Linked DNA regions of Homo sapiens: regions 1 and 3 are each linked to region 2. A link is a contact called in ENCODE Hi-C or POLR2A ChIA-PET data. All regions are on one chromosome and are shown on one strand. The core of a region is the stretch at or near the end of the contact, and the rest is flanking DNA. Distances in the headings are between cores, read along the strand shown. Region 1 overlaps IQSEC1 (IQ motif and Sec7 domain ArfGEF 1). Region 2 has its middle 29 kb from the start of HDAC11-AS1. Region 3 overlaps IQSEC1 (IQ motif and Sec7 domain ArfGEF 1).

The links. A loop is a pair of places that touch in the nucleus more often than their neighbours do. ChIA-PET counts read pairs that join two places held with the same protein, here RNA polymerase II (POLR2A). Pooled maps may share reads with other maps.
Region 1: a map of B cell shows a loop between it and region 2 (20-fold over the local background). The contact joins two enhancer-like sites. A Hi-C loop is called at or near these places in 1 of 168 maps with a recorded cell type or tissue (B cell), 2 of 37 single-sample maps with no recorded cell type and 5 of 50 pooled maps. POLR2A ChIA-PET finds 5 or more read pairs at or near these places in 2 of 52 experiments (CD8-positive, alpha-beta T cell and activated T-cell).
Region 3: a loop to region 2 is called in a map of naive thymus-derived CD4-positive, alpha-beta T cell, with 9 times the contacts of the local background. The contact joins two enhancer-like sites. A Hi-C loop is called at or near these places in 3 of 168 maps with a recorded cell type or tissue (CD4-positive, alpha-beta T cell, HL-60/S4 and naive thymus-derived CD4-positive, alpha-beta T cell), 2 of 37 single-sample maps with no recorded cell type and 10 of 50 pooled maps. POLR2A ChIA-PET finds 5 or more read pairs at or near these places in 1 of 52 experiments (OCI-LY7).

Annotation. Positions count from the first base shown.
Region 1 is chr3:13,044,996-13,048,009 of GRCh38, reverse strand. All of the region lies in intron 1 of IQSEC1 (IQ motif and Sec7 domain ArfGEF 1), which reads left to right. Among named protein-coding and RNA genes, the nearest start is that of IQSEC1, 27 kb to the left of the region's middle. RefSeq lists enhancers at 514-1,032, 1,388-1,807, 2,248-2,327. Within about 2 kb of position 1,694, at least 7 of the 41 ENCODE cell types and tissues checked have a DNase peak (open chromatin) inside an H3K27ac peak, as active enhancers do.
Region 2 is chr3:13,450,024-13,452,723 of GRCh38, reverse strand. No RefSeq gene overlaps it. Among named protein-coding and RNA genes, the nearest start is that of HDAC11-AS1, 29 kb to the left of the region's middle. RefSeq lists an enhancer at 532-1,113. Within about 2 kb of position 1,288, at least 33 of the 41 ENCODE cell types and tissues checked have a DNase peak (open chromatin) inside an H3K27ac peak, as active enhancers do.
Region 3 is chr3:12,963,524-12,966,376 of GRCh38, reverse strand. All of the region lies in intron 1 of IQSEC1 (IQ motif and Sec7 domain ArfGEF 1), which reads left to right. Among named protein-coding and RNA genes, the nearest start is that of LINC02022, 80 kb to the right of the region's middle. Within about 2 kb of position 1,401, at least 11 of the 41 ENCODE cell types and tissues checked have a DNase peak (open chromatin) inside an H3K27ac peak, as active enhancers do.

The DNA.
Region 1 (3,014 bases), core at 445-2,944, 410 kb after region 2:
CAGAGCTGGACGCCGAGTCTCTGGGCAGGAAATCAGGGCTCCAGGGCCCCTGGGCTGCCGGCATGGAGGCTGGGTGGGCCCAAACCCATGGGTCTGCTGAGATTCCTGGTGCAGGGCTCTTTGGGGAAGGAGCATGGTGGCTCAGGTCAAACATACCCGAGGTTAAGTCTGGGTCCAGCCAGAGAGGACCTTTAACCCTGCCCACTGCGCTTCCTCTCCTTGAGCCTCAGTTTCCCCATCTGAACAGGGGGCAGTGGGACTTGACATTGCCATGGGGTAGAGACAAGGCAGCTTCTCAGTTGAGCCAGCAGGGGGAAAGAAAGCACATGGTTTCTTGCATGTGGGGCAGACGCTCTTCCCAGGGCTGCTCAGTTGCCCCAGGACCTGTCCTGGGACCACCTGCTGGGGCCTGAGTGGACATGGCCCCCAAGGGGTTTGCTGTGTGTGTGGGACCATAAGTAACCCTGTCTCGCTTTTGCCACCTCAGGAGCTCCCTGGACACCGGAAGCAGCCTCTCCACTGACCGCTACAGGTACTGTCTTGCCGTCCACCCCAGCCTGCCCCAGGATCTCCTTAGGTCCTCACTGCCCATCTGCACCCAGAGGCAGGCCTCCAAGAGCCCTTTGGGGGAAATTAGCTCCACCATTTGGCCCTGAAATTCCCCCAAGGGCCAGAGGTACTACTGATATGTCCCCTGAGAGCTTCTACAGCTTGGAGTGGTTTCCCCTCAAATCAAGGTCCCCCCAAAGACCAGGACTGCAGTCGAAGTTCTGCCCCCAAAGACCAGAGCTCAGCTGAAGGCCCCTCGGAGGATCAGGCTGCAGCTGATAGTTCTTCCGAGATCCAAGGCTGGTGGGTCTCCCAAGGACCAGCCTGCAGCCGGCAGTTCCCATGACGACCAAGGCTGCAGCCCAGGGGAGAAGCCTGTTGGTTTCTATTGGTGTGCAGCTGCGCTTGGTGGGAGCTGGGGTGTCTGAGGGTCTCTGCTTCCGTGTGCTTTGTATCTTGATGTCTTCCAAAAAGAGCATTTTCTGTTTTCACACACACAAAAAAATACTGGAGACTGCGCTTAGAGGAAAGCTCCCTTGATTGGAAGCCAGCAGATCCTTGTTCCAGTCTCGTGGGCAAGAAAGACAAGTGACAGGCAGACTGTCCTGGCAGTGGAGGTGGCTTAGAGGGCTGTGTTCGGTGCATCGATGTGAATTGGGGAGGAGGGGACATCTGTGCTGCGTTGTAGAGGTGACTAGAGGTTGACTGGTTCCCTGTTTGGAGGGTGGGAGACAAGTGGTCCCGGAAGGGAGCACCCTGTGTAAGGACCTGTGGAGGGTGGATGTGGCCGGGCCATGGAGAGGGAGGAGGGGAGTTGGGGGAGGTTTGGGAGGGAGCTTCGTCCTGCTAAAGAGCTTGGCTTCTGGGAGAGGGGGTTTTTGAACAAGCCCAAAAAGAGACTCACAAGGTCGTAGGCCCTGTCCCTGGAGACAGCAACCAAGGGCTGGGCCCCACGTGTCAGGGTTGCAGCAGATGCTATACAGGAAGGAGATGTCAGAGCGACCGACTCTGAAACTCTGGGCTGCAGGGAGCGAGGGGGTGGCCATCTGGGCCCTGCTTCCCTGAGCCAGCTAGGGACTGGCAGCCCCGCCGCGTGCGCTCCTGGAGGACACAGCCAAGTGGTACACACGTGTACACACATGAGCGACACGCTCACGCAGTCACCTGATCCTCTGCACGGACACTCCACAGTCACACCCACATATCATCATAACAGTACTTCCTTTGCTTTGTGAAAGCTGACAGCCCTTATGGCCCAGCGAGTCAGGGCTATTGTTAGCCCACTCCACAGACGTCACCTGCTCAGGATTCGAGACTGCGGGGGCAGAGCCGGGATTTGAACATTTGGGTATCCTGGTGTGAATACTGCCCAACACCGTAGCACACTCCCTGCCCTCATACTAGTAGTTCCTCATATGCCCATTGCATAATCTCACACGCACACACGTATACACACAGACTCCAGAACATTCCCACACCCAGTTCTTCCTGTAGTCAAATGCTAGCATTGTCACTTTTGCACATGGGTGAACACACAGCCCCCATTTTGACACATATGTGCTTGCGGGCTCACACTGGTACACACACTCTCACCCCTGATGGGATGGCTCAGGGTGCCAGCAGGCGTGTGGGTTCCTGTGTCAGGGTGGCCCCAGGGAAGGAGGCTGAGGAGGCTCCTGTAGGGGCTGAGCCTGGCCTCTGCACCACCCACCCATGCCACGGGCGCCACTGCAGCTCCATCTGAATTGTCCACTCCGCCGGCCAGTCAGTCAGGTGCCCTGCTCGAGGCCAGCCCAGGAAAGTTCTGGTATGCAGGGAGTGTGGATGGGGCTCTTTGTTCTAGGATGTGTGGGGGCCTAGCAGGTTCCGTGCTCCTGCCCACTTGGGTCTCACTGCACAGCCCTCCATCGGATGGAGCCACACTTGACCTCAGAGCCAATGCCCCAGTGCCTCACTCCCTGGAGGACAGAGCAGGGATCAGAGCGGAGGCCGTAGGAGCCCCTCAGCTCTGCTGTTTCCCCGCCTGCATTCAGCCACATTTCCTGAGCACCTGCGGGTGTCGGGCACTCAGGATCCCTCGTTGAGCAGTCCTGCTGCCTTCACAGAGCATCTGTGGCAGGCAGGAGCACAGGCAGCAAGCAGAAAAAGAAACTGGTTTTTAACATAACGTGTCAAGTGGTGACAAGAGCTATGGAGAAAATAAATCCAGGTGAAGGGAATAGACAGAGATGGGAGGGTGGCCAGGGAAGGCCTCTGGGCCTGGAAGCACAGGAGGGGTGAGGAGCATCCCAACAGTCTGGTGGGAACAGCGGTGCAGAGGCCCTGGGGTGGAGCATGCCTGGAGGAGTGGCCAGGAGGCAGATGCTAAGTGGGGCCTGCCCCATCCTGCCATCTTGCCTTGGCATGCGTCCTGACTCCCAACCCTCACAGCAGCCTCAGACACAGACAGGGCCAGGATCAATGTT
Region 2 (2,700 bases), core at 39-2,538:
CATACTCCAGCCTGGGCGACAGAGCAAGACCGCCTCTGAAAAACAAAACAGCTATTATGCCTATGGGATTTGTTCATGCCTTCAAGTTTATTAGTAACTACTGAAACTCCATAATCCTTCTTATTGCTGACTAACTAGTATTCATTTTATGAATATACCACAACTTATGCATTCTCCTGTTTTTGTTTTTTTGTTGTTGTTGTTGTTGTTTGAGACAGCATCTTGCTCTGTTGCCCAGGCTGGAGTGCAGTGGTGCAATCTCGGTTCACTGCAACCTCCGCCAGCCGGGTTCAAGCAATTCTCCTGCCTCAGCCTCCCAAGTAGCTGGGACTACAGGCGTATGCCACCACGCCCGACTAATTTTTGTATCTTTAGCAGAGACGGGGTTTCAACATGTTGGCCACTCTGGTCTTGAACTCCTGACCTAGTGATCCGCCCGCCTCGGGCTCCCAAAGTGCTGGGATTACAGGCGTGAGCCACGGCGCCCGGCCGCATTCTCCTGTTGACGGAGATTTGGGTACTTCCAGTTAGGCTATTGTGAACCTGCCCTACTGATGCAGGGCAGGTTCTTGGCTTCCCCAGGAAGACCTGAAGAGCCAGCCGGAGGTAGAAGAAAACAGCTTTGCTGAGGCGGCGCGGCACTATTACAGCTCCAATGACGACTGCTCTGGCACGGCAAGACTACCCCCACAGGAACTGTGCAGAGGGTAGCAGCGTAGGGGCAGTTTCGTAGGCGTATTTAGGTCCACTTTAAAAGACATGCTAATTAAGAGGCGGGTCATTCAGAATTAGCTAGAAAGTGGGCGGGAACTTCCGGTGTTGCCGCGGCAAGGGGCAGTAACTTCCGGGTGTTGCCACGGCAATGGTAAACTGTCATGGAGGTGGTGGGCGTGTCTTATGGAGAGGGGCTTTAAGCGCCTCTCCTCAGTTTCCGCCAGTCTTCGATCTGATCTGGAGTCTGGTCCCGGCTGCCTCCTGCCTTACAGTGAATATTTATTTGTGCTCAGTATTTTTTGGTAACGTATCATTTTACGTGGGTGAGTAGCTAGAGTTGCTTAAGTCATAGAATTTGTTTAACTTTATAAGAAACTGCCCAACCAATCTCCAAAGCAGTTGTACAGTTTCAAACTCACGCCTGCGGGCTGGGCTCAGTGGCTCACGCCTGTAATCCCAGCACTTTGGGAAGCCGAGGTGGGAGGATCACTTGAGGTCAGGACTCACTTGAGATCAAACTCACGCCTGCCGTGTATGGGAGTTCCAGTTGTTCCACAACCTTGGCAGCATTTGATGCCACACTTCATTTGAGATGGTGCTGATAGGTAGGAAATGGTGTCTCATGGTGGTATTACTTTGCATTTATTTGATGACTAATGACTGTGAGTTTCATGTACTTAATGGCCATTCGTAGATCTTTTATGAAGTGTCTGTTCTTTTTTAACCCTTTTTTTTGTTTTCTTTTGTTTTTTTTGAGACAGGGTCTTGCTCTGTCACCCAGGCTGGAGTACAGTGGCCTGATCATGGCTCACTGCAGGCCCAACCTCCCTGGCTCAAGCATTCCTCCCACTTCAGCCTCCCAAGTAGCTGGGACCACAGGCCCATACCTCGACTGCCCGGCTAATTATTTTAATTTAAATTTTTTAAATTTAAAAAGAATTTTTTTTTTTTGAGACAGAATTTTGCTCTTATTGCTCAGCTGGAGTGCAATGGCACGATCTCGGCTCACTGCAACCTCCATGTCCCGGGTTCAAGCAATTCCCCTGCCTCAGCCTCCCAAGAAGCTGGGATAACCATATGCCACCGCGCCCAGCTAATTGTGTATTTTTTTAGTAGAGACAGGGTTTCACCATGTTAGCCAGGCTGGTCTCGAACTCCTGACCTCAAGTGATCCACCTGCCTCAGCCTCACAAAGTGCTGGGATTACAGGCGTGAGCTACCTCGCCCAACCGATTTTTTTTATTTTTTGTAGAGACAGGGTCTCCCCATGTTGCCTAGGCTGGTCTTGAACTCCTGGGCTCAAGCAGTCCTCCTGCTTCCACCTCCCAAAGTGTTAGGATTTCAGGCATAAGCCACTGTGCCCTGCGTTTTTCCATTTTAGCCATCTTAATTGCTATGTAGTAGTAGCACATAGTGAGTTTAATTTTCTTTTCTTTTCTTTTCTTTTTTTTTTTTTGTGAGACAGACATTCATTCTTGTTGCCCAGGCTGGAGTGCAGTGACGCAGTCTTGGCTCATAGCAACCTCTGCCTCCTGAGTTCAAGTGATTCTCCTGCTTCAGCCTCCCAAGTAGCTGGATTACAGGCATGCGCCCCCACGCCCAGCTAATTTTGTATTTTTAGTAGAGACGGGGTTTCACCATGTTGGTCAGGCTGGTCTCGAACTCCTGACCTCAGGTGATCCGCCTGCCTTGGCCTCCCAAAGTGCTGGGATTACAGGTGTGAGCCACCACACCCGGCCCTAATTTGCATTTCTTTGATGACTAATGATGTTGAGTATCTTTTCATGTCACCCATGTGATTTTCTTTTTTTTGAGACGGAGCCTCGCTCTGTCGCCCAGGCTGGAGTGCAGTGGCGCGATCTAGGTTCACTGCAATCTCCACCTCCCGGGTTCACGCCATTCTCCTTCCTCAGCCTCCTAAGTAGCTGGAACTACAGGTGCCCGCCACACCTGGCTAATTTATTTTATTTTATTTTATTTTATTTT
Region 3 (2,853 bases), core at 152-2,651, 490 kb after region 2:
GGAGCTGTTTGATCTTTCAGTTCAAAAATTGTGCAGCGCATGTCCAGCAGTTGCACTGAGAACATGCATATGTCTCCCTCTGCCCCTTCCTCACCCCAGAGGCCTGGAGCGCTGAGCCTGAGCCTCCAAGTGGGGTTGGGGGGCTTCTCAAGGACCCCATTGCTCCTTGCATCTGGGGTGGAGGCCAGGCATGCTGCAGCTGCAAGACCATCTGTCTGGAATCAGTGGCAGCAGTCTGGACATGGGGGTCATGTTATTCATATCCCACACACACCCGCGGCCCTCATAGTCCATCAGCTGTCCCACCTGGTATTACAATTGCTTCTTACCCTTGTGGTACCAGCATCCTCATATTGCAGGAGAGCAAATCGAGGCTGAGCATTCAGTCTTGTCAGTACTAAAGCTCTGTGGTTTATTGAGTGCCTGCTATGTACCAGTCCCTGCTCTAGGCACCAGAGACACAGCAGTGAACAAAACATGGAGTCTTTGTCCTCATGGAACCAGCAGTCTAGTGGGGAACAAGAAACCATTAGCGTGCTCTCCTGGCTGCACCTCCCGCCTCCCTCTGAGCTGAAAGTAACTGGGGAGGGGTTTCTGCCCCTCCATTAGGACCATTCCAGTTGACATGTCCAGGCCACCTCTCTTGCATACTTCTCAGTCCCACATCCCTTCTCATTAGAAGTCCCTCCGGGCATCTCATCTCAATCTTCCAGCTTCAGGGAAGCCTGCTTGGATCCTTCTGTGGTCTGGGTTGGTGATGAACAGCTGCTCCCCCAGTCTCAGAACATGAGGCAGAGGTCTTGGAGGTTGAGAAGCCTCGCTCAGGTGTAGCCCATAGTTCACGCATCAGCCTCAGAGCAGGTGGATCCCATTTGCTCTGGAGCACCTGGTATGTGGTTCCATGGGAAGCTTGGGGGAGGGGTAGAGGAAATCAACCCAGTCCTTGGCCTGTGGAGGCAGAGCTAGATGCTCCTTGGGCTGGCTCCCAGGGGCCAGAGCCCTTTAAGCTGGCCGTCTCCCCCTCTCTAAACCCGGATGGGATGCAGCACGGTCCAGAAACCTCAGGGGACCCCCCTTAGTCTGTAACGGGCCCAAGATAACCACTCCCAAGTCCAGCCATGCCACCATGCACCACTCTACAAATAACAGGCTTCTTTCCAAGAGCGTGTGTGGCACTTTGCTGTTTGAGCCTTGTGAAACACAGGACTCTTCTTATCCTCGTTTTTTTAAGGGTACACACACTAAGAGAACCCAGAGACTGGGCCAGAATATCACATGGGGAGCCTACAGGAGAACCCCAATGTTGTGATGGAGGCCTCTGGAGGCCCTGGCTAGCCCTGCTAGGATTTTCAGGCTTTCACTCAAGGAAGTCGGACTATGAACTGGTTGCGCTAATATTTACACAGCTTCAGTTCAAAAACATGGACAGGACTGACAGCTGCATAGTCAAACAGTGTGACAACTGGGCAAATAGATGTTTCTGGACAGTATTGGACAGGGTACCCAGGGCTGCAGGAGCTCAGTATATGTGTGTGTGCATGTGTGTGCATCTGTGTGTGCATACGGTTTTATCTGTCTGGACTCTGCATACTGTGGAATCTTGGTTTACCAGGATAATCTGGAATCCAGGGCAGCTTGAGACTTAAGGAAAGAAGGGCCTGGGGAGGCAAACAGATTTTGTTTCAAGTCCCAGCTCAGTTTCGTGAGTGTATGCAAGTTACCACACCCCTCCAAGCCTGTTTCCCCTTCTGTGAAAGGGAATGATAACACTGCTTCATGGAGTGCTCTGAGAATGTGGATGTCTGAAGGCCACTGCACAGCTGGCCATCCTCGGGACTCCAGTCAAATGCCATGTTTGTCCAGGTCAGCACTCTGCTCTTCCCAGGCACCAATGACCCGCTGGATTTTCTTGCTTCCTGTTTTGTAAATTTCCTTTGAATTATGATGACATGTGGAATATCCGCCCAGTAAGCACAGGGGCAAGATGATGCACAGCCCAGATGGGCTCAAACACCACCGGAGGCCTTGGGAGAGATCTCCCATGGAAGCATGTGTGTGTGTGTGTGTGTGTGTGTGTAGGGGGAGTATGCTCAAATGCTGTTGAATGTGATTTATTGTTTGTCCTCAAAAGCAAATTGTAATGAGTTTAGAGGCCATTAAGGCTCTTGAAGAATTAATTGGCATGGCCTTAGAGAATCTGGCTGCTCCCACTGCATGAGCTGCTGCAGAGAGGAAATTGATGGCATTTATGGTTGAAGTATGGCATGATGCCACCTGGACCTGCCACTATCCTGGCTGCCATGGCTGTACCCTGAATTGGGCAAGTGTCCCTCCAAGTCCTGGCCCTGTGGCTAGTACCCCGATGCCTGCCTAGCATAGCGCCTGGCCTCATGGCGGACATAGCCAGTTGTCAGTGAATGAAAGCATCCATAAATGCAGGTGTTAACAAGTGCACACATGCTGTCTTGGGCTTGGAGGAGTGCGTTGTTCTCTGGAGAGATGTGTATGACCCAGGGGACACGCAGCTTTTCACTTTCCTGTGTTCCTTTATGCACACAACAAACATTTACTGAGCACCAACTTTGTACCAGGCCCTGGGCTAGATGTAGAAGCACTGAGGTTAGTAGTGTGAAATGGTACATCACAGAGCACAGGACTTGGGGATCACACAAAACCCTGACTCCACCTCTTCCTGGCTGTGTGGCCTCAGATATGTTGCCTTCCATCTCTGAGTCTTGATTTTCTCATCCATGAAATGGAGCCAAAAGAAACCCCTGGGGAGGGGGTGGGGGATGTGCAGCTTTGCCTGGTGACCAAAGCATACAGATAGATCCCCAACAAATGGTAGCTGTT